Linked DNA regions of Mus musculus: regions 1, 2, 3, 4, 5 and 7 are each linked to region 6. A link is a contact called in ENCODE Hi-C data. All regions are on one chromosome and are shown on one strand. The core of a region is the stretch at or near the end of the contact, and the rest is flanking DNA. Distances in the headings are between cores, read along the strand shown.

Region 1 (3,418 bases), core at 215-2,714, about 91 Mb before region 6:
CATATGGTACTTATGAGAGTTGCTGTGGTCATGATACCTCTTTATAGCAAAGGAAACCCTAGCTAAGACACACAGAAATACTCAATAATTAAAGTGGGAAACAGAAAATCAATGATTTAAAAGAATTATATATTCTCAAAAAATGATTTAATTGACATTTATGGATCAGTTCACCTGATAATAGCCCATTCTTGTCAATTACTAATGATGTTGAACCTTGGAATGCTACATGGTCAGCCCATAGGGATGGAGACTAGGAAAATTTGCTCCAGAAAAGTACATACTTGAAAAATAAATAGGTGTCTATAGCATGCTCATTTATTTTTTAAAAATCACTACTCTCTGATTTTCACAAATAGTGGCATTTCGACAAATGAATTTGTAACTTTAGCATCATCTTTAATTGAAAAGCAGATTTTAAAATGTAAACAAATGTTCAAGGGGCTCAGCAAAACAATGCCCTCCCCCTCAAACGCCCCAAACCAAAACCACAGCAAAACATTGGCAGATTCATACTTACTGGTTGGAAGTCACATGTAAATGTATAACATCCAAGAGGATGTGGTACGACCTTACTGTGAACTTTGCCTTAAGTATACATGAATAAGTTGATATCCATGTACACAAAATTCTTCCTTTCATATAGCATATAAAAGTCAACTAAAATCAACCACAGACTTGTTTGCAACTGCTTTGTCCTGTCCAAAAAATATTATTTCACCAAAGACATGAATGACTGGAACTGTGTGTGCAAGACTTCACAGATCAAACAATCCCAGATCGAGCTTGAATGGAGGAGGGCCAATCAACTCCTCCTACTATTGGCAGTTGATGGCTGCTATGAGAGGAAGAGCCACTTTTCTTCAGGAGAGCAGGCTCTGAAGAGCTACCCATACTCCAGGTAATAGTGCCACACCCGTGCACAGGCACACCACTAGATGCATAAACAAATGCCTTTGAGAAGGCAGAGGAGAAAGTATTTGAACTTCTAACAGTTTGACATCAACCATCCCATGCATGTATCTAATATCAGAATGTACCCTATAACGATGCACAAATGCAATGTCTTAATAAATTAAAATTGACTGCACTGTAGTCTAAGTTGGGCTCTGAGGATATACAAACTAGTTAACACACTTAATCCATGGCTGCCCCTAACCACCTCATCAGGCACAAGGCCCCACTCACCCTCTGCTGTGTGTTCAGGTTTTCAGCGCGTATGGAAGGGGTAGGTAAACTATTATAGCAAGGACGTTCTTTGATGGAGGGGGGGGGGTTGGGGAGGGAAGGTCAGTGGCCCACAGAAGTAGGAACTTCAGCCTCTATGACTCGAGTCCTTAGTGCCAACAGGCCTAGTTACTGTAACATCCAGATGCCTGGCACAGGACGCCTCATCACACAGACCTGGGCTACACCACAGACTGGCATTTGGGATTAGAAATCGCTCGTATTCCTCTTGTTCACAACAGCCAGGGCAGTCATCCGAAACAGCCTCAGGAAAGAGGAAGGCCAGCCATTCACAACACAGCCTTCCCTTTCCCTCCTCAAGCTACACACGGTCTTTATTAGGATCTTTCCCTTTTCTGCTCAGAAAATTCTCTCTGGAAAGAAATGTGCCTGGAAACCAAATGTCCATTGTCTCCTTCTGGGAGCAGGTGCGCCTTCACTTCCCCTCTGAAGAAATTCCCAGCTTCTCAGGCTTGGGGTCATGGCCAACAGCTGTGGGAAAGGAAGGTGCTGAGAAACCCCTGGTGTAGCCCTGGGCAATCTCCTGGGGTGTGTGGCTGACCACACCTGTGTACCCTGTGACCTCTTCCATCCCTTGACCCATGGAGACACACCTCAGGATTTCCTGTCCACAAGGGCCCCCCGTCACACCATCACAGTATAAACATCCACCCCTCCCCCGCAGGAATATGCTTCTTTCATTGAGTGATTCATTTTCTAGTCTGGTGTTTTGGGCATCCTGCTCAATTTTAGGAAGGAGTGTGAAGTGCAGGCAATCCCATAACACAGGCAACACCATGAGAATCTGTAGTTCACAGGACACAGTTGGCCATCTCACAGTGCTCTGTGGGATTGCCTTGATCGGTTCATGTGGCAGTGTGCCAGCAGCTCGCTGGCACTTCAGTTCAAACTGGACACTATGAGCTGACACCCTGTCCCCGAACACTTTGAATTTACTATGGTCGATCTGGCTTGCGTTATGAAATACATTTGTATAGAACTTTGCATTATAAAAAATGGAAAACTCGCCTTATCAATTCGTGCCATTAATTCTGGTGGGACTTCTATTAGAAAATGTTGAGTAAGCACCTACTGAGGGGACAGTATGCCTTAGATCCTAATCCACTAACTGATAAGCTTAGAATATAGTTTGGTTTTTAACTTTTCTCAGTGTTCATTTATAATTTTTAGTGTGATACTCTGAACACATCTTTTCTGAAATGTATTCCTATATAGGGTATATTTGCATGCTGTCATGTGTAACATTTTAAAATGTTATTTTTAACTAATGCTACTTAGTTCAAATAATGATCTTTTCCAACCTTATCTTAGACTGTTGTGATCTTAAGACTCATAATTTTTTAGATTCCATGTGATTTCTACTATTACATCTAGAAAAGTATGCTCATTTTGTATGCCTTTTTACCTTCTTATTTAAGACTAGCTTGGACAAATAGTATATTATTAAATAACAGTTATACTGAACTTACAAATTCTCTCAGCTTTCATTTATTTGGAAATGTCCTTATTCAAACTTTACGAGGTATAGTTGGTAGATATAGAGTTTTTTGCTTGGTCATTTATTTTAGCACATTAAAGATATTGTTTCATTTTCTTCGGTTTATAATATTTCCATCAAGGAGGAAACACTAATTGTTATTGCTAGGTATCTATATGCAGTGTTGTTCTTTTTTTTTAAATTAGGTACTTTCTTCATTCACGTCTCCAGTGCTATACCAAAAGTCCCCCACACCCTCCCCCCCACTCCCCCTTTTTAATGGTCGCTTTAATTTTATTTTTTCATGCTTGGAGGATGTCTTATTCTGGTGTGTTTTGCTGTGCCTTGCTTCTTGTTCACTTCTATTCTTCTATGTGAGGAAATACTGTCTTAGTAAGCTCAGGAAAAAGCCATCATTTTAAATCTTTTTCCTTCTTTCTGGAACTCTAGACAAGAGTATGTTCAATCACTCTGCATTGTCTAATTCTAGAGGAATCTGTGTGCCTTAGAAATGACTTTTCCCCTCTGTGTCCATTCGGCTGTTGATCTGCTGCTAACCCGAGCCAGTTGCATTTTTTATTCCTTCATTTTCTCATCTGCCCACCTATTCTTTTTAACTTCTTGAGACTATTTATCTGTCTCATAATTCCTTCCATTCTGCCACTATGCACTTTATTTTAAGATTAATCTGTT
Region 2 (3,790 bases), core at 1,173-3,672, about 92 Mb before region 6:
GGGAGCCAGAGATGAACCAGGTCTGATCCAATGGGGAGTGAGTGCCCAGTATTAGAGGAGCAGCAGAAGAGAAAAGCCTTCTTAGGGAGCCTTAGGCACGGATCTCTTAGGAGAAGGCCTGCCCTGTGGTGATCTCTAATGAAGCAGCTTTCTTAGAGGATCCTTGCTCGTTCACGCTACTTTACTGGGGGTGGACATGAGTGTACACACTTTATTCTGGGTGAACCATGTACCTCTTGGGGGAAGAGTGTGAGAATATCCAGGAAGGGAAGGTTATTGGCTGAAGGCTAAGGCTATCTAGGTACCTCTTAAGCATGGATAAGAACTCCGGTTGCCATAGCACCTGACATGACTGAGTGCCTGGGGTCCTCTTGATTGGGTGTCATGGTTATGTGTTGCAGAGACAGGTAGGAAGTGGCTCGACTCCCGCGGTTCTCAAATCTCAAATCTGCTGGGGTTTCAGCCTATTCAACCTTACCAGTTCTTGTACCTGTGGCTCCCAAGGCATCCTTCTCAGAGCCTCGGAGATGACGCAGGGGACAGACGAGGCTGTTCCCTGGAGAGGCAGGAGAGGGGATCCTGCAGAGCAGGGTTAGGTCCGCTCTGCATCATTCACCACAGAAGTAGCCACGCTTCAGCTGACTGTCAGCGGAGGGTGGGAATGGAAGCAGAGCAACAGCTGAGAGATGGCACAGCCTCAAAGAGCTCTAGGGCTAGAAATTCTGAGACGTGAGCGAAGTCAGCAGATCATAATCATTATGGTTTGAGCAGATCTGATTCTGAGACTGAGAGATTAACTTGAACATACTTGAAGAAGAAAGAATGTGCTCACAGGCTTTCAATAACAGTTAATAAGGTTGGTATTGCATGTATTCTTATTATCTATCCATCTATCTATCTATCTATCTATCTATCTATCTATCTATCTATCTATCTATCTATCTATCTGTCTGTCTGTCTAATACATCCATCCATCTGTTCATCTTCCAGCTTTCCATCAAAGTAACAAAATACATGAGCTAATCACTTTAAAAAGAAAAAAGGTTTAGTTAGTTCATGTTTTTGGATCATGGTTATTATCACAGTGGCAGCCTAGTACAGCATGCTAGGACAGTGTGGCAGAGGCCCTGGCAACAGGATAGCAAAGAGGAAGGAGCAATGCCCCAATGACCTAACTTCCTTTGCTGGACACTATCTCCTAAGGTTCCACTATTTTCCAGTAGTGCTACAGGCTGAGAAAGAAGCTTTGAATACGTGGGTGGTGTGGGAAAATCCCAGCCTCACTCTTTCTTTCCTTCCTTTCTTATGAATATCCAGGTTTTTTAATATTCATGTGAAATGGGTAACAAGGGAAGTCATGCCAGCTGCACATTTGGACTAAAATGAAAAAAAAAAGAAAATTCAAAAGAAAAACCATTCTGTATAGTTTTGGCTAAGAGAGATAAATTATGAATTTATAACAATAAACTATGAATTTATAACAATAAAAAGCAGAGTGGGCTCAGGGAGATGGGGAAAAAGGGTGGGTCAGGCAAGACAGAGTATGTAGGAAAATTCCACGAGGAAACCTAATTTATTCTAAGTAAAGAAAGGATAACAGCAAGAGAACCATTTATATATCAAAATCCACCAGATATGTTCACACACACATCCATACACACACACACACACACACACACACACACACACACACACACACACACACACACACACACGACAGGGCAAGAAGGCAAAACTTGCGCCCTCAGCATGACCCTACGTGGGCACGGTCTACTCCACAGCATCGGCATGGTGGAGATTGTCTTACCATTGGCTGAAGAAAGAAAATGCTGAGATGCTGCCTGGGGAGTACGCCATAACAGCCCCGCCCCCTCCCCCTCCATGTGATGTGGGAGCCTCAGATGCAATCAGGAAGCAAAATGAAAGAGAGCATTCAGCTCAACAGCAGCAACAGCAGCAGCAGCAGCAGCAACAACAACAACAACAACAACAAAATAGTACAGAAACTCCCAAAAGAATAGGAGGAAATCAATTACGATACAGTGACGAAATGGGAGAGAAGGAGACCTGGTCAGGGAAACGCGTTTCTGTAGGGAGTGCCGATGAGGTCAGGGAGACTTCGTTGAGCGTCAACCGAGCTCCACCACCGAGCTCTATCTTGAACCCACAGGATGGAAGGAGAGAATCTGATCTCCACACGTAAAACCACACTGTGTGTGTGTGTGTGTGTGTGTGTGTGTGTGTGTGTGTGTGTGTGTGTTGGGGAGGGGCCAGACATGGGAACAGGATGGTGGCAGTTTCTGTAGTCAGAAATTGAAACATTTCCTGACAACAATGGAGAAGCTGCTAAGGAAGAAGAGTGGACATCCAGCCCCGACACACAGCAGATCCTTCCTGAGTGTCTGCTGCCTCTCCGGAGCCAGCTTTGAGATCAGCACATCCTGTGACCCACAGGCCCGCACCCTCTGAGGCGGCTGCTCTTCCCTGATCTTTTGCAGAGGAAACTGAGGCCCTGTTATGTTCTCAATGGCACACAGCCATGAGCACTGTGGAGACTGTTAGAACAGCGGCCTGCATCTTTAGGCCAAATCCCACGGCTTGAGTCAGGCCACGCCTCCCTGCCCCTCCCCCTGGGACTCCGTGCTGTGCCTTGACAGCTCTTGATTTATGATACCTGGTTCTTCTCCGTGCTCCTTGCCAAAGAAGCGGTGATGAACTAAATCATGTGATGGGAAACTTTCTGCCACTCCTAAAAGTTATAAAAAAGTCAAACCTTCTCTTAGTTCTGGGAGTTTAGTCCTGAGAGAATTCTGAGGGAGATTTGTTCAGGGAGATTGCTTTGAAGGGACTCCTCCGGCCCCTTCCTTGCTATCCCAACCTCTCTCTCTCTCTCTCTCTCTCTCTCTCTCTCTCTCTCTCTCTCTCTCCCTCCCTCCCTCCCTCCCTCCATCTGTCTCTCTCTGTCTCCCCCACCTCCTCTCTCATTTAAGCCCCTTTCCAGACTTTCAAGGGAAGCCCACCCTTGCACTTAGCACATCATGTATAGATCTCCATATATTGCATTGCTTCTGTATAATCACCCCCACTCCCCGTCAACATACACGCCGAGGCCTCCTCCTTCTAATAAACCTCACTGCAGGCTCTAAGGAACTGTGTTAGCTTCTTTTGCGGGCTGGCTGTGGCTGTCTTGCTTCTTTTTTACATAGAAAAGATTAGCCATGGACTTATATGACACCAAACACTGGTGCTTTGGACCAGTTCCTCGTTGATTTGGACGTGAGAGAATTGTAGGCTCTGGACTGACCCAGGCTTATCCTTGCTTCTGCCTGAATATCTGTCCTGCAGAGACATTCTCCACAGCAGTCAAGGGGTCCTGTCCCTAACTAGGGTTGTCTATGAATTTCTGGGAACTCATTGGGGTGTACACCTGAATGGTTTCTCTCATCTAGTCTCACATCACATCACTAGGGTTCCACCCTTACCACTCATGACCCGTGGGGACATCAAAGTACATATGATAAGACCTGGCCTAGGTCACCTAAGAGCAGGGATAATTAGAGCCTATCCCCATTCCTGCTTCCACCATTCTGTCCCCAAATCCTGATCTATTTGTGATGGATTTCTTCCTCTTGTTTTGAATGAGAGTGGCCCCAGAGACTCATATGCTTGAATGCTGGATCCCCAGTTAATGGAACTATTTGGGAAGGATTGGAAGGTGTGTCCTTGCTGGAGGAGGTGTGTCACTGGGATTGGACTTTGAGGTTTCAAAAGCCCACTCTCCCTCTCATCC
Region 3 (3,785 bases), core at 1,209-3,708, about 92 Mb before region 6:
AGGTTATCTGGTAAGTCTCAAGTGACCATTTCTCATTGTTGTCCCATATGAACCCCACTCTGAGACCCCCCCCTGTCACCTGCCCCATCCACCACTTGTCGAAACGCATCCTGGGGATGAAAGAAACGTTTGTGGGAGCTCCCAGAGAATGTGCTGGGAAGGCCTTCAACCTCAGCCTGTCCTCATGCTTCTCAGAGTGGGGACCTGGCAGGTAGGTCTCTTAGCTCTTCCGGAAGTGTCTCTTGTCCTTTCTGATGGTTGTCACCTTCGGATCTTGGTTCTCCTGACTTTTATAGTCTAGGCCTGGCCAGTGGTAAGTGGCAGTTGTTTATCTTTCTCAAGTATGTACTGTTATGAAAATCTAAATTTAAAAAAATGGAGAGGCAGCCAGGCATGGTGGTGCACGCCTTTAATCCCAGCACTTGGGAGACAGAGGGAGGCGGATTTCTGAGTTTGAGGACAGCCTGGTCTACAAAGTGAGTTCCAGGACAGCCAGGGCTATAAAGAGAAACCCTGTCTCGAAAAACCAAAAAAAAAAAAAAAAAAAGAGAGAGGCTAGGGATATAACACAGGTGGAGAAATAACTACCCAACGTGTACAAAGCTCTGAGTTCTGTTTGTTTGTTTGTTTGTTTGTTTGTTTGTTTTGTTTCTTTGAGACAGGCTTTCTCTGTGTAGCCCTGGCTGTCCTGGAACTCACTCTGTAGACCAGGCTGACCTCGAACTCAGAAATCCACCTGCCTCTGCCTCCTGAGTGCTGGGATTAAAGGCGTGTGCCACCACGCCAGCTAAGCTCTGGGTTCTATTCTTAGCACTGCAGAAAAACAAAACAAAACAGATGGTGTGCATGTTGGAATCCTAGCCGTAGTCCTTGGGACCAGGAGACAGGACTGACGCTCCGTCTCCTCAGCCACACAGTGGGTTTGAAGCTAGCCTGAGCTGTTGGAGACGTCTCAAAAAAGTAGCGGAAGTGCCTGTGCTCAACACTCAGCTACAGCTCTGGAGTTCCTGTCATCTTATCTCTCTCTCTTTTCCACACCAGCAGTGAGTGCAGGAAACTGCCCTGCATGTGTGAACACAAGCGTTTATGTGTGCGTGCATGCATGTGTGTGTGCGTATGTATGTGTGTACTGATCAAGATAGGACTACAGGGTCAATGACAGACCATTCTAGGTCACAGAGGCAGATGCCTGGTGATAGAATCAGCTCCCATGAGTGGAATATTTTAATATTTACAGGGCCGTGGGTCACAATCTTTTCCTACTTTGGATTCAGAGTCGGGTGGGTGGTCATGGGTCATTATCTAGTGTGAGTGGAAGACAGTCTGAGGCTTTGGTGCTGGGCTGTAAAGACAGCCGTTGAAGAGGAGATGGATTGTTGTGAGTAAAAACAGTAACGGAAATAACTGCTGACACCGTTTTCCATTATAATCAAATATAATCAGCTCAGCTCTCTGTAGCTATCGCATGGATTGTTCATGAGAACATGGAACATGCAACAATCATAGCTCATTTTAGAGACCATAGCTCAGCTCATATCCTTGTATGGGAAAGAATCAGGATAGCTCAGACCACCACAGAGGAGTTGAGCCTTGAGCCTGGCGGAAAGCCTGTGGGGAGAGCAGCAGGCATGACGGCTGGGCGTGCACAGCTCTAACACCGAGACTCATGCTGCTGTCTTGTCGGATGGGCCTCCTGGATCTGTGCCCATCTTAGTAGATCAATGGAATAAAACCAAGATAACAAGGACCAAGGATGTGAAGCTAAGGAGGCAGGGAAGCTGTCCACAGCAGGAGGGCACAGGCACAGGCACAGGAAAGGTGTCAGGGTAATTTTCTGAGGCTGGGTGAGTCTTATTTGATTGTTGGTTTCATGCCTGGTGCTGAGAGCTGAGCCTAAGAGTGAGGCTGGGAAGTAGCCACATGCGGCATCTCCTGGGAGCCTTGGCCATGTGAGTCTTGCCTGATAACTTATTCTCTCCGTTTTTTGTTTGTTACTAGCTTGGGGGGAGGGACGGTCAGAGCTGAGCCTGCTGTAGTTTCCCAGCTGCTGCCTGGCTGCCAGGAACATAGTGGGTGAGTGTAGGAGAGATGTCTCTTGCAGAGAGAAAACAGCTAGGGTATCATCTCCTCCTTTCATTGCTCGTGTCTTTGGCCTCTGAGCTGATGCTGTAGATGATGTATTTAAGTGTTTCTCTGAGTGACAAAGAATGGCTGGCAGCGCCATCTTTCCACAGAGTGGGGGATAGCTTCTGTTGCGGTTGTTTAGGAGGCACTAGGTTTGATTCCCCTCTCCCTGGCCCACAAGTTCATTTTGATTACAGGTCGAGTCTTCAAAGCCTCGGTACTAAGCTCACATCCAGCAGGGGTGAGGCTGTGAGGTTAGTGGCTGCCTTGGAGCCCTGCCTGAGGGAAGGGGCTGCATGAGAACCTGGGGCTCAGTTAGCGCCTGGGCTCCTTAGAGCTCATGTGGCCTTGGCTGCTGAGACAGAGGCCTTGTGGGTGGCAGCCCTCCCTGTCCCACTTGCACCTCAGAGCTGAGATGACATGGCTCACAGAGCTGGCAGGAGTTGGAACTCTGCTGTGTGGCTCTCTTCTGGGGGACTGTTCCCCAAATGACAGTGAGTTGCCTTCTGAGTGTGACAGCCACTTAACAGGCCTGTCTGTCCTTGTGCAGAGTCTGAGCTGGCTCCAGAGCCATGCCTCAGCCTCATGTTGGTCCTTTCTCATAGGCTGCTGTGCACAGTCCTATTTTCATGGCGACGGTGCTAACTCTGTTTGTTAGTGGTAGGTACAACACAAATGTGTGAATAATGAACTCCAATCATTGCCATTTCTGCCTGCAGCCTGGAATTGTGTCGCCATTTAAACGAGTATTCCTAAAAGGTGAAAAGAGTAGAGATAAGAAAGCCCATGAGAAGGTGACAGAGAGGCGCCCTCTGCACACTGTGGTGCTGGCGTTACCTGAGCGCGTCGAGCCAGACAGACTGCTGAGCGACTATATTGAGAAGGAGGTGAAGGTAAGTCACCATGGGCCACAGGGCACGCCTGCCAAACAGTTCATTGCCAGCTCTGCATAAATACATTAGCCTGTGTCCTACCCTCTGTCTTGCTTCTGGATGTATCTAATAATGAAAACTCCAAACCCAGTCCCAGTCCTTAGCTTTGGTTTCTGATCCTCTGTGTAGCAGAAGACTACTCTGTCTTGAAGGTCATGGATATTGTGTAAAACAGGGAAACCTCGTCTCCTCCGATTTGCAGACAGATGACAGCAGGCGCTTGTTCCAGGCCCTTGTTTAGGACTCCGATGCTCAGCCTAACGCTGGAGGCCTTATATCTCAGGCCTGCCTGTGCCCAAAAGACTACTCAAGCTGTGTTATGTCCCTGAAAGTAAGTTAATGAAATGATAGAAGCTGTGAGCTCAGAGAGGAGAGGAGAGGTGTTGGTCATAGAAGGCCACTGGAAAGAAGGAAGCGGTGAAGGTGAAGTAGCCTAGTTGGTGGCTCCAGCTGGGTCAGGCCCCTGCAGAGGACAGAGTCCAGTGACTCGGGGGGCTCCAGTGCTGACTAAATATGGATTTGTAGGCACCCTCCACATTGAGAGGAGGGCTTGGGATTTACTGACAGCTGGCATAGGAGTGGGTGGGAGAGCCCCAGCCTGAGCTTCCTGAGTCGGAGCCTGTTAGGGATGGTGTGAGTCCACAACCCCTTTTATGTCCAGGCTTCCGGAATGTCTTGGAAAACACAGACAGGTTACCGTCAAGTGGCGCTCTCCTTGATGCAGCTGAG
Region 4 (3,447 bases), core at 458-2,957, about 92 Mb before region 6:
ATCATTACAGCCATTACATATGAGACAGCACTTTCTGAAGCATAAGTCTCGGGAGCTTCTGCTTCAGGAGAGAGTGGTCAGATAGCACAGCTCGGCATTCAGCCCCGGACGCACCAGGCCTGGTTGTACTTTCAAACTCTCCAGGTCCTCCTCAATGCTTCCTTCATGCAAATCTGGGCACGTTTCTAATTTTAAAGGAATCCAGGATCAAAAAATTATTGGCTTAAATATTCTAAGTCGAACGATTCTTCCAGATAACCAAAATTCAGTCCCTAGCATCCTCATTGAGGGACTCACAACTGCCTGTAACTCCAGCTCCAGGGACCTGACTCTCTCCCGGGCTGTGTGCCTGCATGTGTCCCCGTGTTCACTTATATACATAGAAAGAAACAAGACTACAATTACTTTACATAGCTAAGGATGACCTTGAACTTCTCTATTCCTCTTGCGGCCACCTCCCAAGTGCTAACATTAAAGATAGCCAATCACTCCTGGTTTATTCAGTGCCGAAGATCAAATCTAGGCCTTTATGTGAGCTAGACAAGCAGTTCCAACTGAGTCACACCCCAGAACCCTTAAAGCAAAACTCACAAATTGAATCGATCACCGCAAACAAGCCCTAACACCACCCAGAGTCACCACCTTGCCAATCTTAATCCAACCCCTACAATACAGGCTCTGTTCCAACTACACTTCACACTTTTATCTCACAATGCAAAACTGGCTACTGCGTTCTCTGCCAATCACAGGGCACGGCATTGCCTTTTTCTAAGTCCTGCAAAATGTTACCTTTTTCGAGAACACGCTACATAACCACATGACGTTTCTTTCGGCAAGTCTGCCAGTCTTGTTCCCTAAGGTGAGATAGAACCAAATGAGACAAGTTACTGGACTTTGCTTCAACTAAAGGAGAAAACACCTCAATTTTTTCTGCTTCCGGGATTCGGGTATATAGCTAGCTTAATTTTACTGTTATGTGAACACATTACTGCAGCTGTAAAAAGATTAGCTTAATTATACTTACACGGAAATAAAATATGGTTCAGAAGGGGGACATCTGCCCAAACCCAATATCCATCACTTACTGAACCCAGACAGTAAAGAAGCGCTGGAGAGCCGGGCGTGGTGGTGCACGCCTTTAATCCCAGCACTTTGGAGGCAGAGGCAGGTGGATTTCTGAGTTCGAGGCCAGCCTGGTCTACAGAGTGAGTTCCAGGACAGCCAGGGCTACACAGAGAAACCCTGTCTCAAAAAACCAAAAAAAAAAAAAAAAAAAAAAAAAAAAAGCACTGGCAAACTACCGATTTTCAAGACCTGCGACTAAGTAAATATCGACCCTGAAACCTAAAATGCAGAAACACGAAAAGTGACTGGCAGGGGACGCCAAGGGTCACTGCGGGCAGCGGAGCTTCCCGGGATAGGCCTCGTGTCTACCGCGGGCCGAGGAGCGCGTGCGCAATCGCAGCCCGGAACCGAATTTGCAACCGAACAGCGCCCTTGGGGCACGGTGTCGAGAGTCCCTTTCCTGGCTCCCCCCACAACAGCCCCGCCGGTCCTTACTAACTGCTGCCCTTCCCAGCCACGCTTCCCGTCTCGGATACCCACGTTCAGAAACCCGGTCTCTCCAGGACGCCAGACTGCGGCGGCGATCACCCTCACTGACCTCCATCAGCCTACGGCCTCCACGCGGCCTGGCGCGCTCACTGACGTCACTGGCGCGCCGCCGGAAGCTAGGTGGCCCAGTGCTCCCGGACGGAGGCCACGCCCTCCGCCCCTTCCGCAGTCGCCATCTTTGTTGCGCTCAGGCTTCCGGTACTGGGAAGTGTAGTGAGATCCTGGTCGTGGGAAACGTAGACGGGAAGGAGAGGGTGAATTCTACACGGCAGGGCACGTCGGGCCAGAGTCTCCTACTTGTGCGGAGTTTGGGTAGCGACTCTGATGTCAGCCCGTTCTGCCCCACTCCCTTGGGCCTTTCACAGGTCCTGTAGGAGAGGCGTGAGTTGGGACCGCCGTGTTGACTTTGGGGTTCGGGGCGGGAAGGCATTGCCAGGTGTCGGGTAATTACAGAGAAGCGAGTTGTAGCTCCAGCTGAAGGTCTTTTCGGAAATGCAAGCAGTTTGTCTAGATTAAACAAGTAAAGGACATACCGTATACAACGGCACACCGATAAATTGCTGTAATCTCAGTAATGGAGGCAGGAGGCCGAGGGCTAGCCTGTACTACTGTGGAGGCCCTGCATCAAGAAGCAGAATAGCCGGGCGTGGTGGCACACACCTTAAAACCCCAGCCAGGAGACAGGAAAAAGGATCTTTGAGGTCGTGGCTAGCTTGGTCTACATACCAAGTTTAGGACAGCCGGGACGACCTGGAGAAGGCCCTGCCTTAGCGCACGGCAGGACTGAGGAGATAGTACAAAATGCTGGGTAGGATGGTTGGGAGGTGAGTTTTCCCAGTAATCCCAGTGCTAGGAAACCACAGACGGCATCTCTGGGACAAAGGTGTATGTGTGCATGAAGAGATCACAGGAAAACTTGGGGAAATTTGTTTCTTCCAATCATGTGGGATCTGGGAATTGAACTCACAGTCAAGTGGCCCCTAAACTAACTGTCTGTTTTCCTAGACAGCGTTTCTCCTTGTAGCCTTGGCTGTTTTGGAACTCGCTGTGTAGACCAGGCTGGTCTTGAACTCACAGAGATCCCCCTCCTTCTGCCTCTGGAGTGCAGGACAAAAGACATGCCCCACCCCCACCCCCAGGTCCCCACTAAGTTATCCTGCTGGCCCTAATTTTGTAGAAAGGAAAATTTAACTTAAAATTTTCCTTGAAAAATCTTTATGTTTGTAAGAGTGTATTACTTCTCTCCTTTGTGGCTAAAATCAAGCGTAAACGCTGGTTCTTGTTAATAAAAGATTGCTGAATTATCCAGGGAAGCTTCTCTTGCTTTAGCCTTACAGTAGCTAGCATTATATTGCCACACTAGCTTTACCTTGGTGGTTCTTGTTTAAGAGTCTCATGCTGAATTCAAAATTTAGCTCAAAAAGGTCAGAGATAATATAGATATAAAACTCCTAAGGGGAAACACATTTTTACTATCTTGGATTAAACAGTAGTTTCTTAGTAGGAAACCAAAAGCAAAAATGACAAAAAGGAAAAACAAACAAACAAAACAAAGATAAAATGGACCAGAAAGGAAATGAAGGGTTGCAGTGGTGGACATACCACCACAGCCAGCTGAGAATGTATAAAATTCTTAGTGCTGGGACTGTTGTCTTGGAGGCCTACTGCCTCTGTTTGCTAAATAGGCCTAGTCCTGGAAGCTTCTAGCCTCTGTAGAATCTTATCTAGGCCTAGAATGTTTTCAGCCTCTGAGACTTGTTGCTGAATAAGCTCACCCTTTCTAGCTTCTTTTGAGCTGGTCAACTCAGCTGTTCTGGCTCAAAACTCCTCTCC
Region 5 (3,491 bases), core at 61-2,560, about 90 Mb before region 6:
CTTAAGCCGGGGGTCCAAGCCCCAAAGGTAAATGCTACTGATCCTACAGGTTGCCACTGCAAAAGAACATGGGCATTTGCTTCCTTTTTTGTTTCGTTTGAGAGACAAGATTCCTCTGCATAGCCCTGGCTGTCCTGGAACTCACTTTGTACACCATGTTGGCCTTGAACACTGCCTACCTCTGCCTTCTGAGTACTGGGACCACCTCTTAGGTGGGTGGATTTTCTATCTTAACAAAAACAAAGGAGAGTGCCTTTCTACCCTCTAAGTGAGAAAAATCCCCAAGGAAGGCAGAGCCTGTACAGAGACCACCCTGGCTGCTCATACCAGAGCCCCAAAGGAATGTGAAAGTCTTACCTGGTCCAGGTGGACTTGCACAGAGCAGGGAGTCACCACCTTAAAGAAAGAAAAGAAACATGAACAAGGGCTTCTCAGGTAGCAGGTACAGGAGCCACAAAGCGGTCCCCAGAGGCTGGCACTGTGTCACAGCACCTGTAGTCAACACGATCCACATTCTCCTAACTCTGAGGAAGTTCTAGTTCTTTCCGAGAATCTTAGAAAAGAAGTAATAACACACCCATCCAAAACTTTTTTTTTAAATCTACACATCATTCATAAAAATAGAAGTTCACCTTGAATGTCAAGCAACCAGTTAGTGTACCTCCAGCTAAGTCCTTCCTCATTGGGCAACATGAGACGCTGGGGCCAGAGAAGGTGGAGGTCTCTGCAGGGTGGTTTCAAGCTGGAACTGGTGAGTGTAAACTTTCACATTTATGGATTTTTCTTTTCTCTACAATGTGGGTTCCTTTCTCTAGAACTTCCTATGCATGTGAAACTGAAAACATAGTCTACGCATATCTCCTCCTGAGATAGTGGAAAGGGCTTCCCTTGGACTCTCCCAGAGTCAGCTCGCTAAGCTTCCAGGGAAAAGCAGTAAAACCTCTAAGAACAACACCCTGCTTTCAGGGCAGCTGGGAGATGAAGTGTGCTCAAGCAGAGACTGCTGTGTCCTGAGCTAAAGTCCCCGTGGGAGTCAAAACGTGGACGTGCTTCTTGTTTGTCCAGGAGGCTGCTGAGGACCTTGCTCATGTGACATGTCTTACTCCCCAGCTTTCTCCTGGCTCACCCACGTTAGACCCCCTGGGTAACTCCCCTTCTTAAAGAGTTTTCTGGAACTATGGAAAGGAAGGCTGTCCAGTCACGGTAGTTTCCATTTGGGAGCAGTAGGTAGCAGTATGACCTTGGTCTCTGATGTGGACACTATTTATAGTGCTTATCTTCCTTAGTAAGTTTCTCAAGAGCTATGTGACACATGGCCACTCATCTGTCTGGGACACGCCATTATTCCACCAGGACGCTGACTCATATTCTTGGCAGAGAGAGGGGTCCTCTGCTTTGCACTCACGCTTCCCTCTAACCAGCTCTTCATCTCCTCTGTGCTCATACAATGACTGGCAGCAGAAACACATATTTTGAATTCATACACTCTCAGTGTCTCCTGTACATATTAGATTTTGATGGGTGGATGGGGGAAGAAGCCAACAAATAAACACAGAGTGAAAACTAACCCATGGCTTTGGACACTCAGGGAACTGGTACTAGAACCATGTGGGCCAGTGATGGGAGTCGGTGATGGCGCTGAACAAGGGGAACTCATGGTTAATAAAGAATTATGGTTCAATCCACTCCAGCAAGCCTCCACTGGGGCACACAGGCATCCTAGTACCAGTTAGTAATTTATGCGCAATCAGTCTCTGCCTTTAAGATGTCACCTGTATTCCACAACACAGAATACTACTTACCCATTGGTAAGCAGAAAAGGCCTAACAGGACATGAAGAGCCAAAGAGGCACATTAAATGTGGATCGCTAAGCTGAAGCAACCAACTCGAAGATGCTACCCTCTGCATGATTCCGACTATGACATTTTAGAGAATGGAAAGTTAGAGAAAGAATAAAATGTGTGTGGTTATCAGGGGCTGCAGGAAGAGAAGAGGAAGAGGAAAAACAGACAATGTTGAGAGCAGTTGAACTATTCTCACCGCCACTGTAACGATGGGCACATGTCACTAACAACAGTCCAGACCCACAGATGGACCAACACCCCAATGAACCCCGTGTGTAAATTATAGGCTTGTGGACTTTGGTTAACAATGTATTGATGTTGACTCACCAGGTACTATGCATTAGACAGATTTTAAATATACCAAACGCATGCTTAATTTTCTATAAACTGAAAACTGTCCTAAATATAGTTTACCAATATTTTCAAGTAACTGACCAGAAGCATATGTGGGAGGAATTCCTATACCATGCCAGAAACTCGAGTTTAAAAATGATGGATAAGGGTTTGGCATGGGCACACATCTTTAACGCAAGAATTTGGGAAATAGAGGAAGAATCTGTCAGTTTGAAGCCAGCCTGGTCTACAAAGAGTTCAGACCAGAGAAGGATACATAGGGAGACCTTGTTTAAACATCACACACACACTCACACACACACACACACACACACACACACACACACACACGGCAGGGGGTCTTCTACATCGCACATCCCCCTATAAACAGGTGCTGTGCAGTGTGCAGCTCCAGGGACTAGAAATGAGACATAAGCTCTGTGATCAGGTTACTCAAGTCCTAGGCAGACCATCTACAATCAACAAAACACATCACGATATGTCCTTCCAATTTAGCTACAACCAGATATCAGGACGAGAGAAACCTGGCTATAATCGGCATTTGTAGTTTACTTCTCCTTGTGTAAAGCAAGAGCAGTAACTGACCACAGACAGAACCGCATTGCCTCTCTCAGGATGCTCCCATTCTTGGTTCATGCCAGTTAACCTGGCATTAAGAAACATGGACGGCCAGCAGTCCTGTGATTGGGCTCAGTGGCTATCTTTGTGGGCTCATAGGTTCCAACTGCCATTCAACCTGTCTAGAAAGCAGGACAGTTTCTCCACACTTCTTTCTACTCTCTGGAGCCCACAAAGCTCTGGGGCTCTGTCACTACTGCTCTTGCCCCTGTGACCTGTGGACCCACCTACCCAACTCCCCAACTTCATCTCTTGAGGATGAAGAGCCAGCGGGAGCAGGATGAAGATATAGAAAGAGCAGGCAGTTGTCCAGGTCACAGAATGAGGTGAGCTCATTGTCTGTCCAGGGTCCAGATGAGGATGACACCTCATATTCTTCATCTTCATGCTTGTTCATCCTCTTCAGATGCAGCTCTAACCTAACACTCTGGTCCTCTGCCCCCTGGCATGTCACTGAGGGAAACACCGTGGGCCAGGGCCATCTTCAGTCTCAGGATATCCATCCAAGGCCACAAACTGGACCGAAAACTGAGTAGCAGACACTAATGCAGGGCACCAGGACAAGGGCCCTCCCAGTGTCAACCCTTCCTCGGGTATGCTTCTACGGATGGTTCTACTCAGGAGTCTCTGAGCTGAGGCACCTCCTTCTGTGAATGTGCACCTACCAGCCAAGG
Region 6 (3,991 bases), core at 486-2,985:
ACAGACTCCCGTGTGACTGTGCTCAGCTGCTGCTCCACAGATCTTTCAAAGACGAATGAGACAAGAAACCTTGGTCATCACACGCCAGAGGAAGGCACACTCTAGGAAGAGACTTCCAAATGTCTGACCGAGGTAATGGTTGGTTGGGCCACCTTTGCAGAGCTAATTAAGGTGTTCACACAACCTCTGGACTATATATACAAGATTTCAGATGCCCTACATTGTAGTGGTTTAAAGAAACAGAGACAGAAAACTAGGGGGAAAGGAAAAACAGATTTGTATAACACAAATACCACACTTCTGCACTTGTACTGTCATATAACAAAACCATCCCACACACCCAAGAACCCAACTCCACCTTTCCTAAGGGGGATGGGCACCTGACAGCAAACAGGAGCTAGAGCTGTCTGTCTAAGATGCTGATAGCTGTGCCAGGTGAGAAGTGGAAGGGAATGGAGGAAAGAAAAGGGGTGAAGGATGGGGACCAGAGAGGCAGAACAAAGTGTGGAAGGATTCTGAGAAAGTAAAGTAATAAAGTTTTAAAGATATTTTTGCAGAGTGTGAGACTCTTTCCTCACTCCTACCAGTCCCTAAGGAAATCTCCAGGAAACTGCTTCTTCATATGGCCTTGCAGTAAATCACATAAATTGTAATTTAGAGACCTGCCTGTGTGTGTAGAATCCTCTTTTAAGTGATTTCCAAGGAGCAACTTTAATAAGATAATGGGGGCTGGAGAGATGGCTCAGAGGTTAAGAGCACTGACTGCTCCTCCAGAGGTCCTGAATTCAAATCCCAGCAACCACATGGTGGCTCACAACCATCAGTAATAGAATATGTAGTCCTCTTCTGGTATGTCTGAAGAGAGCAGCAGTGCACTAACATGAGAGAGAGAGAGAGAGAGAGAGAGAGAGAGAGAGAGAGAGAGAGAGAGAGAGAGAGAGAGAGAGAGAGAAAGTTCCTGAATGACCTACAGGGAGACAGCTGAACGCCCACAGCATACATCCTGGGCTGTCCGTCATCTCACCGCTGAGATCCACCTCTGCCTGTGTGTGAGCATATATTCCATATACTTAGAGATGCTTCCAAATTATAGAAGGCCATATGAGCTCACTCTATCCTGCCTCCTCAGACTTCTGTGCATACTGGTACCAAGTTATGCATGTGTAGCCAAGGCACATATACACATAGAGAGAGGTAAGAATCAGCAGGCTGATGCATACAAAGTTGAAGGGCAGATTTTCAGCTGCTCTGCTGCCTGTAGTCCCTGAACATACAGGATTTCTTATCACTTATCATTTCCACAAGGCCTCAGATGAATGGCAGGTGCTTCCAGATGACATCAGGGCAGTGATCCACCCTGTATCACCCCTGCACACAATTACACGCATGCATGAGTACACACACACACACTCACATGCACACTCACACACAAATAAGCATAAGTGCATACACACACGCACACAGCCAATTCCCACTGCCTCCCTTCCTCCCCAGTCTATAAGCAAACTTTCAGTCCCCCTTCTTTCTGTCTCAGCCCCAGCAACACAGACACCTGCCTGGCATCTTTTTACCCACCCCCACAGGACCTGAGGCGGGGCACTTCAAACAGGTTGATGCTGTTCTCCTGGAAGTGGAACAAAAAGGGGTGGGGTCATTGTGGGAGGCGGGGTCTGTGGGAGCTTACATCCCCGCCTCCATGGAGGCATAAAGCAGCCAGTCCTGATAAAGGACAGCCAGTCATTCCCTCACCCTATAGACAGAACGAGCTCTGGTTCCTCACCACACACCAGCTGCCAGACAGGATCCAGCATCACCCTTCCCTGGTAAGATCAATGATGGCTGAGGAGGCAGGGGGACATTCTGGGGAACCAGGGGAAGGTTGGGGCCAAATGGGCATGGGATTTCTTATCCTTTATCATGGCCATAAATCTCCCTGCATTTTACTGGGGGTAGGACTCATAGTAGGCCTTAGAGAGAAGAGAGGCAGCCCTTTGAGTGCCACTCTGGTGAAGGGTAGGTCCTTCTAGGTACACTCAGTTGGTCTCTGGAGGGACATAGGCCATCCCAACCCTTCCAGGAACAAGGGCTGGAAAGTATATTGTAGATGGCAGGATGGCCCCAACATCTCTGTGTGCTCCTTCCTGTTTCCCTGCCTCTGTCAAGTACTACAGAAAGGTGAGGCCCATGGAGGCTAGCTGATGTGTCTGATCTCTTCCACCCACCAGGAAAACCTGGGTGTGTCTCCTGGATCCCCAGGTGAGATACCTCGACTTCAAAGACAGAGTCCTAAACTGTCAAACTTGTGATCCTTGCAGGCCCCACATCCTCTTGGTCCCTCTCCCTCCAGCATGTCTCCCAGGACCAAGCTCACTCTTTCTATCCTTGTTTCTACCAGACATGGTGCTGATGCTGTAGAGGTGACTCAGGCCCATTTCCTGCCCTCAGGAAAGTCACAGTTGAGTAGGCAAGGCAGTCAGGTGAACAGATGGATGGTAACAAGATGAATTAGCAGGTGTTTCAGAAGTGGATATACAAGATGCCTTGGGAATGCAGGCAGAGTCACCAAAATGCCCAAAGGAGTAAAGGGGTGAGCAGGTGACATGAGTTGAGTCTTTTTTTTTCCTTCTTACTCCAGTCCTGCTTGCTCAGAGTCCAAAGATTGATTGATTGATTGATTGATTGATTGATTGATTATAAGTACACTGTAGCTCAGATCTCATTATGGATGGTTGTGAGCCACCACGTGGTTGCTGGGATTTGAACTCAGGACCTCCAGAAGAGCAGTCTGTGCTCTTAACTGCTGAGCCATCTCTCCAGTCCTTCAGTTGAGTCTTATAGGACAAATACGAATTCTTTCTATTGGAAAGGGGATATATCGTAAGCAGAACTAACAAAGGCAAAGAAGTAGTTGGGAGAGAGGAACTAGGAAATTTGCCCACTTATACTGGTGTTGCTAGGAGGTGGGTGGGAAGGAAATGGAGGGTGCAAACAAGTGTAGCCTTGCCAAGGAAAGGGCAACTGGGGAAGCTGCCCAGCTCTGACTGCCCAGGCTCCTGGGCCCAGTGCGGTTGCTTCTTTCCCTAGTGTCCACAGGTCCTAGTTTCAACTGTCCCTTAGTGTGACAGGACACTTCCCTTCCCTTGCTGATGACAGACTCTAACTGGGCTCTGTTCTGTGAAGAAGTGAACATGGAATGAGAAAAGAGCCCTTGGCAAAGGGAAAAGCCGGCATCTTGTGTCAGCCATGTGAACTCTAGAGCTCGGGATTGTCCATCACAAAAGAAGGACTCCGTGGGCTCCTTCCAAATCCAACATCCAGATGCTCTAATTGTCTCCCCTCTACTCTAGGAGTGAAGCCTGGTGACAGCCTCTTACAAAGTCCTTACCAGGTCTTGACGACCCCAGCGGCTGCCTGGACATTGTCCATCTCTTTCTCCACAGAGACAATGACTATGTTTGAGAATGTCACCCGGGCCCTGGCTAGACAGCTGAACCCTCGAGGGGATCTGACACCCCTAGACAGCCTCATCGACTTCAAACGCTTCCATCCCTTCTGCCTGGTGCTGAGGAAGAGGAAGAGCACACTGTTCTGGGGAGCCCGCTATGTGCACACCGACTACACTCTCCTGGATGTGCTGGAGCCGGGCAGCTCCCCCTCAGGTCAGCCTCTCACCCAGAGCTGTGAGGCCAGGGCCAGCCATCCTGACCACAGGGAAGATTCTCAAGCTCTCCCCACTGATATGGTTAGGGGTCACCAAGCCCAGAGTTCTCTCTGGGGGTGCTGATGAGTGGGGGTACCTCTCAGCTCAGCTACTTCTGTCTTTTCCCTCCCACAGATCCGACAGACAGTGGCAACTTTAGCTTTAAGAATATGCTGGATGCTCGAGTAGAGGGAGATGTGGATGTGCCAAAGACAGTGAAGGTAAAGGGGACTGCGGGTCTGTCACGGAGCAGCACACTGGAGGTGCAGACGCTCAGCGTGGCTCCCACGG
Region 7 (3,824 bases), core at 351-2,850, about 90 Mb before region 6:
AAGACCATCCTTCACATTTTCTGTAGCAGCTATGGCAGAGAAACAATTTTACATGCTGTTTAAACCATCGCTCCCTTTACTGTCTTCCAGGTGAAAACTTCTCTCCATCCACATCCGTCTGCATTTACTTTCCATCTAAGATGAACCAAAGAAGGAAAGCAGAAAGGGGGACCGACACCATCAGGGTCTTGTTCTCGAGAGGCAAGGATTTGTCCGAGACTAAGGCCTGGAGGGAGGTGGGCTTGAGGCTTCCAGGAGGACCCTTAGATGACTACCTTCTGTCTAGAGGGAGCCTAGATGCCTTCCTTGTAGAGTTTATCAGTTACTCTACCTTTTGCTGTTACGGGAGGAACCATATATTGTTGCTGACAGTTGGAGCATGCATGGGAACAGGAGAATGAGACAGCTGTAGCTTAGGAAGCAAACAGTGAACAGGAAACATGGCTGAGCTGTAAGACCTCACAGCCATCACTTCCTTCAGTGAGACTCCGCCTCCTAGGGCTTTCATAACCTTCTAAACCAGTGAAACCATCTGGGGATCAAGTACGCATAAACACAGGCGCCTGGGGGCGGGAAGAATTCACATTTAAACTACAGCGTGGTGGAGGTGGCATTTGCTTAAGACCAGGAAGGACAGACAGTGGGCTTCAGGTGGCTACAACAGGCTTGAAGAATGCCAACCACTGGCCTACCGCTCATGCAGAGGAGCCGTCCCTACCCTTCCCTGGTGGTACATAGAGGGGGTTCTGGTCATGCACATAATGAGTGCATGGATGGATGGATGGATGCATGGGTGTGTGCATAGATGGACAAACCAACTAATAGATAAATGGGTGGTGGGTGGATGGATAGATAAATGGATAAGGAGGAATAACTGGCTTAGAACGTTAGAGCTTGATGGGGAAGTTCTGCCAGAGTCTAGCTGGAGGGTGGAAGTTAGTGTAGATCACCCCTAGGATCTAGTCCCAAGGAGCAGCACAGATCTTTGGAGTCTTAGGAACTATTCACCAGTGAAGGCTAACACTTCTGCCTGAGAATTATATACAAACCAGCAAAGGATGGAGGAGTGAGGTGCTCAGTACCTAGACCTGTGATTGTTGCTGCTCCAGGGGACCCCACACAGCCTAGGGCAACCCTTACTCCTCCTGGTCTCTGTTTGCTGAGTTCCTGAGCCTTGAGAATCTGGGAAACCCATGCCAGAATTCAGAAGCACTGAATATGCTTACATGGCGCCAAAGGTGCCCTTCAAATGAGCACAGAAGGAGGAAAATCAAATCGCTCTCTGTCCCTGTTATCACTGTGTTTTTCCAGAAAACAGCAAGCCCAGCACTTCCCATGAAAGTGGCTTTGTTTATCATTCATTAGCGCAGACTCTGGGGGCACTGTGGCTGTGTGGTTCCCTCTTGTCCCTGGCCTTGTGTCAGGACTTAACCCTTCCTTTACCCACTGTGTTGCTTGTTTATTGCTAAGTGCTTGATGCAGAGTCTTGGTACAATTTCTTCTGCAGAGCCCCTTCCCCTGCCTGCACTCAGAAATGTCCATCAGCAAAAGGCAAGCCCTGCACAGCTGAATGCCACAGCAGAAACTCAATTACTCTCCGGGCCACTGCATCCACAGAAACGTGGGTGCCAGCTGCCTTTTTTAAGAGGGCAGAACAATAATCCAGTCTGATGAGCAGATTGCAAAACTAAGAAGACACAGGTGGGGGTACCAGTTAGCATGGCACCTACCCAGAGCAGGAGCAGAGCTGCCACCTTAAAAGGCTACCTTCGGGGCCAGAGGACCCCACAGGCGCTTTATCTACTTTGCATGCGAGAAAAGATGGGCCTCTTTCCTGATTTCTCCTGTGTATAAAATATGCAGGGCAGTGCATAAAATCGAAACCCCACAGAACTGGGAGGTGGAGGGCATATGCTGAAATCTTACTCAAGGAACTGATACGGGCTCCAGTCAAGCCGAAGTCTGAAGATCCTCTGTGCAGGTTTCTACAAATTCACTCACGAGAAGAGCAGATAAAATAATGAGCCCTGTTCTTTAACCTCAACATGAGGGTCACAGTGATACTGCTGGTGAAATATCACCAGCCAGGAGGGTGAACAGACTGTCCCAACCTCGGGTCTATTTCCTCAACTCTGCACCTAAAACCAACCTAGAAATGACCCAACATGGTGACAGAAATCCTGAGGGGAAAGAGGACAGTGACTGTTACCGTTTGTGGAATCAGCACCTCTACTGTTCTTAGCAAAGTGGCAAGGACAATGAGGGCTCTCCTCTGCTCTGAACAATGTCCTTCAGTGAAAGGGACATACAGGCACCACAGAAGGGGCAACAGGTTTTTAAAGCAACTCTTCAGAGGGTCTACATACAGGGCAGACCCAGACCTTCCAAACTCTGCCTTCCTGAAGCACGCAATGAGTTTCCATGGCAGGGAGAGTCAGATGGGGTCCTGCCCAGACCCCATTTAGTTGCTGGGAATCTTCTCAATATATCCTTTATTCTTTTCTCCACAGGATACACTCACATTTTTCCTCTGCAGCTCAAATGCAGAGAAAGGGGTGGAAGGGATAAAACTGTTTGGAATTCCGAGCTTATCCCATTTTCTGGGTTTCACTTCAAGCCTGTGTGTATCCTTGGTGCCCTGTGGTTTTGGGGACACAGAGACCTCTGTCTATCATTCCTTCCAGGCCAGGCCGGAACTGGGGGGCATATGTTGAGCCTCTTGGGATCTCAGGAATGCCTGGATTCTCCTCGCTGTTCCCACTTCCTCCACTTCCGTCGCCAGAAGGGGTCTCTGGCATTCTTCCACATGGTCTATTTTTATGCTGTCTTTCAAAAGCTGCTGCAGGAGTGTTCTGTGGGAAGCTGGACAACAGTCGCTCTGCACTGGCTACTGTTGACTTGTAAGTTAGCAGGCAGACTCTGTAGTTATGGGCAAGACCACTGCTGGCCTGGGAGCCTAGGCAGTAGGAATATTGTCTTCATCCATCCATCCACCCATCTACCCACCTAAATATGTATCTATCTACCTACCACTCCTGCATCTATCCATCCATCCATGCCTGCATCCATCTATCCATGCATTCATCCACCCATTCATCCATCTCTGTCTTCGTACCTCCTTACTAGTCAGACCACAGTTAATTCTTTTGCCATCACTTGAAAGTTCTGGCCATCAGCATATCTCTTAGCCTAAATCTCTCTGGCACAGCACATGAGATACTGTATACATTCTCAAGCTCTGGGGCCGCAGAGCTCTTCTTCCTTACATTCTTATCAATTGAAGTTATAATAGATGATTTCTGGAGTTTGTTTAGATAAACACTTAAAAGTTCTATTTCTAGAAGGCAAAACTTTTTAATGGGAGGTTTGATAGTAGTGAAATTTTAAAAAGATGTCCTTAGCTTATAATTCTGCTCTCTAAAAACTATAAGGCTATTCAAAGCAGCTTTTTGAAAGCAAGGGAAAAATGGCCAGGCAGTCATTATCATGAGAATTAATTAGTGAAAGCCCCAGACACTGGAAGAGCAGCACATGGCTCTTGATGAGGGTCTTAAGTACTGAATCTCAAGCTCTGTAGGTCGTATACAAACATACACAAAAAACACATGAACAGGAAGGCGCATGCTTTCTTCTTGCCAAGCTGCTTCTTGGTAACTTCTGAGGTCAGTGTTCATAGTGAATCAATTCTGTGCTCTGGAGGCCAGAGGTATCCTAGCTATTGCTAGAGTTTTCAGCAGCCATTTTAAACAGGGTCACAGATAACCCAGGATGTCCTCCGACTTATTTTGTAGTCAAGGCTGACCCTGAACTGTGGATCCCCTGGC

The links. Hi-C counts contacts between places; a loop is a spot of excess contacts on that map.
Region 1: a loop to region 6 is called in a map of T-helper 2 cell, with 28 times the contacts of the local background. The contact joins the enhancer-like site here to the promoter of Gsdma in region 6. A Hi-C loop is called at or near these places in 2 of 37 maps with a recorded cell type or tissue (T-helper 17 cell and T-helper 2 cell).
Region 2: a loop to region 6 is called in a map of T-helper 17 cell, with 19 times the contacts of the local background. The contact joins the enhancer-like site here to the promoter of Gsdma in region 6. A Hi-C loop is called at or near these places in 2 of 37 maps with a recorded cell type or tissue (T-helper 1 cell and T-helper 17 cell).
Region 3: a map of T-helper 17 cell shows a loop between it and region 6 (12-fold over the local background). The contact joins the enhancer-like site here to the promoter of Gsdma in region 6. A Hi-C loop is called at or near these places in 3 of 37 maps with a recorded cell type or tissue (T-helper 1 cell, T-helper 17 cell and T-helper 2 cell).
Region 4: a map of T-helper 2 cell shows a loop between it and region 6 (18-fold over the local background). The contact joins the promoter of Tbrg4 here to the promoter of Gsdma in region 6. A Hi-C loop is called at or near these places in 3 of 37 maps with a recorded cell type or tissue (T-helper 1 cell, T-helper 17 cell and T-helper 2 cell).
Region 5: a loop to region 6 is called in a map of regulatory T cell, with 22 times the contacts of the local background. The contact joins the enhancer-like site here to the promoter of Gsdma in region 6. A Hi-C loop is called at or near these places in 2 of 37 maps with a recorded cell type or tissue (T-helper 17 cell and regulatory T cell).
Region 7: a loop to region 6 is called in a map of T-helper 1 cell, with 33 times the contacts of the local background. The contact joins the enhancer-like site here to the promoter of Gsdma in region 6. A Hi-C loop is called at or near these places in 2 of 37 maps with a recorded cell type or tissue (T-helper 1 cell and T-helper 17 cell).

What each region holds. Positions count from the first base shown.
Region 1 is chr11:7,503,033-7,506,450 of GRCm38, forward strand. No RefSeq gene overlaps it. Among named protein-coding and RNA genes, the nearest start is that of Gm36720, 76 kb to the left of the region's middle. Within about 2 kb of position 1,465, at least 1 of the 3 ENCODE cell types and tissues checked has a DNase peak (open chromatin) inside an H3K27ac peak, as active enhancers do.
Region 2 is chr11:6,678,054-6,681,843 of GRCm38, forward strand. No RefSeq gene overlaps it. Among named protein-coding and RNA genes, the nearest start is that of Gm39575, 15 kb to the right of the region's middle. Within about 2 kb of position 2,423, at least 1 of the 3 ENCODE cell types and tissues checked has a DNase peak (open chromatin) inside an H3K27ac peak, as active enhancers do.
Region 3 is chr11:6,567,121-6,570,905 of GRCm38, forward strand. Ccm2 (cerebral cavernous malformation 2) reads left to right here. Exons shown (of 10, transcript NM_146014.3): 2 at 2,844-3,017. Among named protein-coding and RNA genes, the nearest start is that of Ccm2, 22 kb to the left of the region's middle. Within about 2 kb of position 2,459, at least 2 of the 3 ENCODE cell types and tissues checked have a DNase peak (open chromatin) inside an H3K27ac peak, as active enhancers do.
Region 4 is chr11:6,624,360-6,627,806 of GRCm38, forward strand. Tbrg4 (transforming growth factor beta regulated gene 4) reads right to left here and starts at 1,708. Exons shown (of 12, transcript NM_134011.3): 1 at 1,606-1,708; 2 at 790-854.
Region 5 is chr11:8,578,726-8,582,216 of GRCm38, forward strand. Tns3 (tensin 3) reads right to left here. Exons shown (of 31, transcript NM_001083587.1): 4 at 358-396. Among named protein-coding and RNA genes, the nearest start is that of Tns3, 84 kb to the right of the region's middle. Within about 2 kb of position 1,311, at least 1 of the 3 ENCODE cell types and tissues checked has a DNase peak (open chromatin) inside an H3K27ac peak, as active enhancers do.
Region 6 is chr11:98,662,616-98,666,606 of GRCm38, forward strand. It overlaps Gsdma (gasdermin A), which reads left to right and starts at 1,736. Exons shown (of 12, transcript NM_021347.4): 1 at 1,736-1,823; 2 at 3,441-3,659; 3 at 3,836-3,991. The coding sequence starts at 3,446.
Region 7 is chr11:8,455,364-8,459,187 of GRCm38, forward strand. The region is part of intron 20 of Tns3 (tensin 3); the gene reads right to left. Among named protein-coding and RNA genes, the nearest start is that of Tns3, 210 kb to the right of the region's middle. Within about 2 kb of position 1,601, at least 2 of the 3 ENCODE cell types and tissues checked have a DNase peak (open chromatin) inside an H3K27ac peak, as active enhancers do.